Linked DNA regions of Homo sapiens: region 1 is linked to region 2. A link is an interaction called in ENCODE POLR2A ChIA-PET data of the cell type or tissue named here. Cell type or tissue: CD4-positive, alpha-beta T cell. All regions are shown on one strand. Links, peaks and the distances in the headings refer to the core of each region. The heading gives the core; the rest is flanking DNA. Region 1 overlaps ENTHD1 (ENTH domain containing 1). Region 2 overlaps GRAP2 (GRB2 related adaptor protein 2).

Region 1 (2,922 bases), core at 264-2,763, 130 kb after region 2:
AGTGTATTAGTGGTCTGTATATCTAATAGGGCATATGTCTGAGAGTTATAGTTCTTCATATCACTGTCATATTTACATAGTATACCAGTTCTCTTGATCTCAAATACCCCCCTTCCTAGAATTGGCAGGTTCAAGAGAATGCATCATGCTTGCAGATCATAAATACAGGAGTATCTACGGGGAAGGGAGAGCACCTGGTTTGTTGACATTCCCATCCACTTCCAGTCAGGGCCATGGCAGGAACTCCCTGTAATCCCACTTCTTCAGACTGTTTCATGATACCAATAACCATGACTAAATAGAGTTTGCTGTGTGCCAGGCACCTTTTCAAGCATTCCATATATTTAATTCACGTCAGAATTAAACCTCTGACCCAATTTAGCTTACATTTTCAGTCTTCTATAATCACCTGTAGGGTTTTATTGTCATTGCCTGATGGCCACATACTCTTGTGCCCTCAGGCACCTGCTCATCTTGTTCAGCCTGGCATGCTTTATAAAGCAGGGAGACCATCCACATACCAGAGACCAGGCTCCGTTGAAACTCTCACTAGCGGAAAGACAGGAAACGTTGCAATAGATAAAGATTGCCAGCTTCACAAAGACATTTTCAGCTTTCATTTTTATAACTATAATCTATTGAGGGAAATTATGGTTTTTATAATTGGTGGAACCTTAACTATGGTATAAAATTTAACAATGAGCACCCTCTACCTGTTTTATAATCCATTCATTATAATCCATTTTAATGGCAGGAAAGTCTTTAGCTGACCCACTTATTTTTTTAAAAAGCACCTTTATAGAAGAAGCAAGTTACATGAAAAAAAGCACCTTTACATGTGTCCAGATCTGTATTTGTCCATGAGAAATTAAGCCATTATTTCAAGTTTATATTGAAGTGGTAGTAAATGGTGCTTGCCATATTTCATCACTGTGTTTTAAAACTATGTTTTCTTATTTTAATACTTGAGTATAATATACACTACAATTATATGTCATGATATATGATAAAACTCTCAGGACCTACAACTGTGTACACACACACACACGCACACAATCATAGGGAGATTATAGCTATTCTAACTTGTTATGATTATTTAGGTTTTATGCATGTACTGTAAGAAAAAATATATTAAAATTTTCATGTCAAGCATGTTATTTAAGTTGCACATTCAATATTCATTTTAACTTGGTTGCTTGTCTTTTAAACCAATACATTTAATAAGCAATTTAAGTCACCCCTCTATATTAATTTATAACTGTGGCCTCTTAGCAAAATGGTCTTATTATTACCTTCAGATTCTATTTCCTCTGATTGACTTAATTACTAAAGTAGAAGCTCCTTCAGTTACACATTTTTAAACTACAGAAAGACATATTTTGGCATCCATCTTTTGTCCTGCTTGCCAGCTCTCTGCTTTGTAGCTGTAATTGGATACTATGTATCAGAACAAGGGCAAGATCATAGCAATAACTCTGTTGGAATATAACCCCACTACTAAGATTCACAATAATGAATACAAAATAATATACAATGATTGTAACACCTGAAACAATGCAATGGTATTATTGCAAAATGAAAAAGAGGTAGCAGGGTGGAATGTTCCTATCTGCAGGCAAAATCTCTTAACTCAGTAGCAAATCTGAAGTTCTCTTTCAACAGATTTCATCGTCATCTGCAAACTGGCAAAAGTATTCTTAGTTACTTTAACAGCTTAGCTATTCTCTTTTGTCCTTAGGCTCAAAGCATGGAGGTGTTTTTGTTGTTTTTCCTACTTCAGTCATTTTCATGATAGTCTGTATTTAAATTTGCAGCCTGATGTCTTACATAGGGAACAAACTAAAGGATACCTAAAAGATAACTGTCAAGAATAATCAAGCCAGCTTTAATGAGACTCATGTGTCAAAGTCCCATTTTGCATCAGTCAATTATATTGGCAGGTATAAAAGCACTGTATGATAAAGAATACTGGGTATAGTCTCATAATTCAATACTGGGCTTCCTGTCTAGGAGTCAGCTGGATAGATCCTCGAGAACAAAGCTCTTTGACATTCAGGTTCAAATGGAAAGAAAATGAGAAGGCAGATAAAGCAAGCCAACTACATTAATTCACCTGTACTCCTCTCTGCCTTTTCAGTGGAATTCAGAGAAATTCTCTCCCAGCAAAGGTTGGAAAGTCCTCATGAAACAATCAGTTTAGTGTTTACAGAGTATACATTTACATGTTTGTGTTCAAACATACAAAGACAGTATTTAGCTGGGTGTGGTGGCTCATGCCAGTAATCCCAGCGCTTTTGAAGGCTGAGGCAGGTAGATCACTTGAACCCAGGAGTTCGAGACTACCTGGGCAACATAGCAAGAGCTCGTCTCTACAACTAATTAAAAAAAAAAAATTAACCAGATGTGGTGGCATGTGCCTATGGTCCTCAGCTACTTGGGAGGCTGAGGTGGGAGCCTGGGCAGGCCAGGCTGCAGTAAGCCATGATCGCACCACTGCAGTCCAGCCTGGGTGACAGAATGAGAACCTGCCCCCAACCCCTTAAAAAGAAAAAAAGACAGTATTCATTGCAGTTCTCCATCAAATCTCCTCAAGTTCTTGTGGACTTCAGAAAAGTTTCCACAAATGCTGCATTATATATATTCAAGAAAGCATCTACCCAAAGCCATCTTCCTGGGAGAAGGCAAGCAGCACAGATACAGAGGCCAGCTGTGTGCTGACTCAACTCCATTCCCATTCCCACGGTCCTGCACCTCCAGGAGTAGCACCAGGGACAAATGGAGTGAGCCCGAGGGGAAATCGAGTCTCTTTACGTTATGAACATGTACACATCAAGCTGTTAGAATTGTTAGTAAAGAAAAACCTGGTGCAGCTGATTCTCCCATACTTTTTTTGTTCCTTCTTTTATTCCCCTAGTAAATAAC
Region 2 (2,922 bases), core at 289-2,788:
ATTTGAATCTGGTAACATTTTAACTAAGGACTCTAACCTTTTAATAAACACCAAATGGAAGTTTGTAAGTTTTGTATTACAACATAAGGTCTACAGCGGGTAAAATGGGAGTGAAAATCCCTTCACTCTAGATCTGTTCTTCTCAGATTTTACTGTGCATAAGAATCACCAGGGGAATTTTTTCACAGTTTAGATTCTGATTCAATAGGTTTGAGGCAGGGTCTGAGATCCTCACTTCTAACAGGCTCCCCGGCGGTGCCGTTGCTGCTGGTCCTAGGATCACACTCTGCTACGAGTGCCCAGGCCCTGGATTAAAAATCACGTGAAAGGTTGGGGAGGGGCTACTGGAAAATTAATAATTATAGGGTCACAAGAGCAACATCACAATGTGCATTAGAATGGCAGACTAGAAAAATTTGGATGTTCCCTGCACCTGTCTATAAGGAACAAAAAAACTGCTCTCAGGGATGTGTTTTGAAATATGACATTTCTATGAGCTTGAAATGATAAATATTATACAAGTTACCTGTGAGCTCTCTGCGCTGGCCAGGGATGAAAATCTATGAACTTCTAAGCTAGCTTGGTAAGTCTTTTAAAGGTTTCCAAAAGTCTGACGGAAACCTAAACTATAAGATCTTTGTAGTCCCGTATTACAAACAGAAGAGGGTAGAGTTGAGGATGGGGCTGGGGGAGGTGATGGAGGGAAGAGAGTCATTTTAAATGAGTCTTGCAGATATGCTTTATGGCACTTGCTCACATTACAAATAATGTGTAAAATGATACTGACCATCACGTGATGTTACTACAACCAAAAATCAGATAAACCAGTTATATTTTTAAAATAACTGCAAAAATGAAGTCATTAACTTTCACACGTAGTGATCAGGATAATCAAGTCTTCTGAAAGCTGCTGAGAGCCTGAAATAAACTTTTTCTCTCCTCATCTAATGCTGCCTCTGAGTGACATTTCCTTAGGGTTTTGCAGACATCGAACTCATTGTCGCATATCCTCACCGCAAGGAGGAAATGGCCATTCACACTTATTCCTATCTTACTTAGGAAGATTGAGGCCCACTAGTTTGTCTAAGGATGCAGATTCATCCACGGTTGCAGAGAATTTATGGATAGGAAAGAGACAATGAAGTTCTGGCCCTTTAGAGGCCAGAGATCCATCATGAGATTAGCTGCACCAGCAGGTAAGTACTCACCTGCAGGGAGGGGAAGCTAATACCCTAGCTCTGAAAGATTTGGACAAGTTGTTATCAAAATGATCGAGTGAAATAGAAATAAATGTCTTTACATTTAAACCTCTGTCCTAGGGTTTTTTTTTTTTTTTAAATCAACAGTGTAAGTACAGAATAAGAAAGATCTGGCTGGGCATGGTGGCTCATGCCTGTAATCCCAGCACTTTGCGAGGCCGAGGCAGGCGGATCACAATGTCAGGAGTTCAAGACCAGCCTGACCAACATGGTGAAACCCCGTCTCTACTAAAAATACAAAAATTAGCCGGGCGTGGTGGCGGGCGCCTGTAATCCCAGCTACTCGGGAGGCTGAGGCAGGAGAATCACTTGAACTCACGAGGCAGAGGTTGCAGTGAGCCGAGATTGCGCCACTGCACTCCAGCCTGGGCGACAGAGCGAGACTTGGTCTCAAAAAAAAAGAAAAAAAGAAAAGAAAAAGAAAGAAAGATCTGGCTTAGTAGTAGTGCATGGGAACTCATGGGTTTTAGTTGACCACAATTTCGATATGAGTCAGCAGTGTGACATGGGTGCCAAAAGGGCTCATGCAATCATGGGCCATATTAATAGAAGTATAGGCTACAGATCAAGGGAGGCAACTACCCCATGGTGTTCTGCATCCTCAGATCACTCCTGGAGAGCGTTGCTCCGTTCTGAGTCCCGTGACTTAGGGGAGGCCCTAAGCTAGAGTCCAATCAGAGGCGGGTGCTTAAAATAATGGCAGCACGCAAAACTGCCTCATAGGAGGAGTGGTTACAAGAACTAAGGATATTTATGCTTGAAAAAGAAGACTTTGAGGGACATGATTGGAAGCAGGGGAAGAGCAGGCTATCTGGGAAAAGATCTTGAGGTAATTTCCAGTGGCAGAAGTTTAGTTTCTGGATTCCCCATGGAAACTTCACATGGCTCTTCTGACTCTTTGTTGTTTGCAAAATAAACAGATCTTCAGCAAAGAAGACCCTGTTTCTCCTATGATTTCCTTGAAGTGTAAAGCTTTGTGGATGCATTGATGCCTGCTTGCTAAACCATCTCTCTCAGCCTACAGATGCACCTCCTTCAAGAAGTTCTTTCTAAAAATCTCCATCTTGAGCTGTTTTTTAATCTCCTCATCAGTTTTGCATTGTGGTACCATTTTTTTGTTTGTTTGTTTTTCCTAGTTTCCCAAATACACTGTTCATTCCTTAGGGGAAAGGACCCAATGTTTTTTTTGCTTTTATTTCCCAAAGTGTTCTCAGTACGTCTGCATACCTGTGAGCTAGGGACTGAGTGAATTTCTGCAGACAGTAGCCAAAAGATGAATTAAAGTAATCAGACAGGTAATTTTTACAGCATCTACAAGACGAAGCATTACAGCATGCTTTCTTGATAATAATAACACCTAATTGACCCTTCACTTTATGAAATAATATGATCTGACAAAGTAGGCTGTATCATAAATCTCCCTTACGTCTTACATTTAAAAATGGAAGTTGTGGATCTTTGCTGGAGAAAAAGTCTGCTCTCTAAAAGCTCCATCTTTTTTGTTCCAGGTATTGGGAATTTCTTTTCAGCTAGGGGATTCCTTGACTTCACACTTTCTCCTTCTTTGATTATTTGGATACTTACAGGGTACCAAGTGTCAACTCATAAAATCTTATAGTACCCGGTTTATAAAATGAATTAGTAGTCTATTTAAAAATATTGA

What was found. ChIA-PET counts read pairs that join two places held together with the same protein. Peaks named below come from ENCODE experiments on the same cell type or tissue, not always from the same donor. Only the 100,000 strongest peaks of a DNase experiment are listed, where the experiment ranks them.
Region 1: POLR2A ChIA-PET joins it to region 2 with 6 read pairs; 3 of 35 experiments call an interaction of 5 or more read pairs at or near these places.

What each region holds. Positions count from the first base shown.
Region 1 is chr22:39,775,526-39,778,447 of GRCh38, reverse strand. The region is part of intron 5 of ENTHD1 (ENTH domain containing 1); the gene reads left to right. Among named protein-coding and RNA genes, the nearest start is that of ENTHD1, 120 kb to the left of the region's middle. In CD4-positive, alpha-beta T cell, for the core only: no CTCF peak of the experiment used is centred there; no DNase peak of the experiment used is centred there.
Region 2 is chr22:39,909,156-39,912,077 of GRCh38, reverse strand. All of the region lies in intron 1 of GRAP2 (GRB2 related adaptor protein 2), which reads right to left. Among named protein-coding and RNA genes, the nearest start is that of GRAP2, 9.5 kb to the right of the region's middle. RefSeq lists an enhancer at 1,587-1,896. In CD4-positive, alpha-beta T cell, for the core only: no CTCF peak of the experiment used is centred there; DNase peaks (open chromatin) are centred at 652, 976 and 1,767; H3K4me3 peaks cover 1,662 bases; H3K27ac peaks cover 1,046 bases.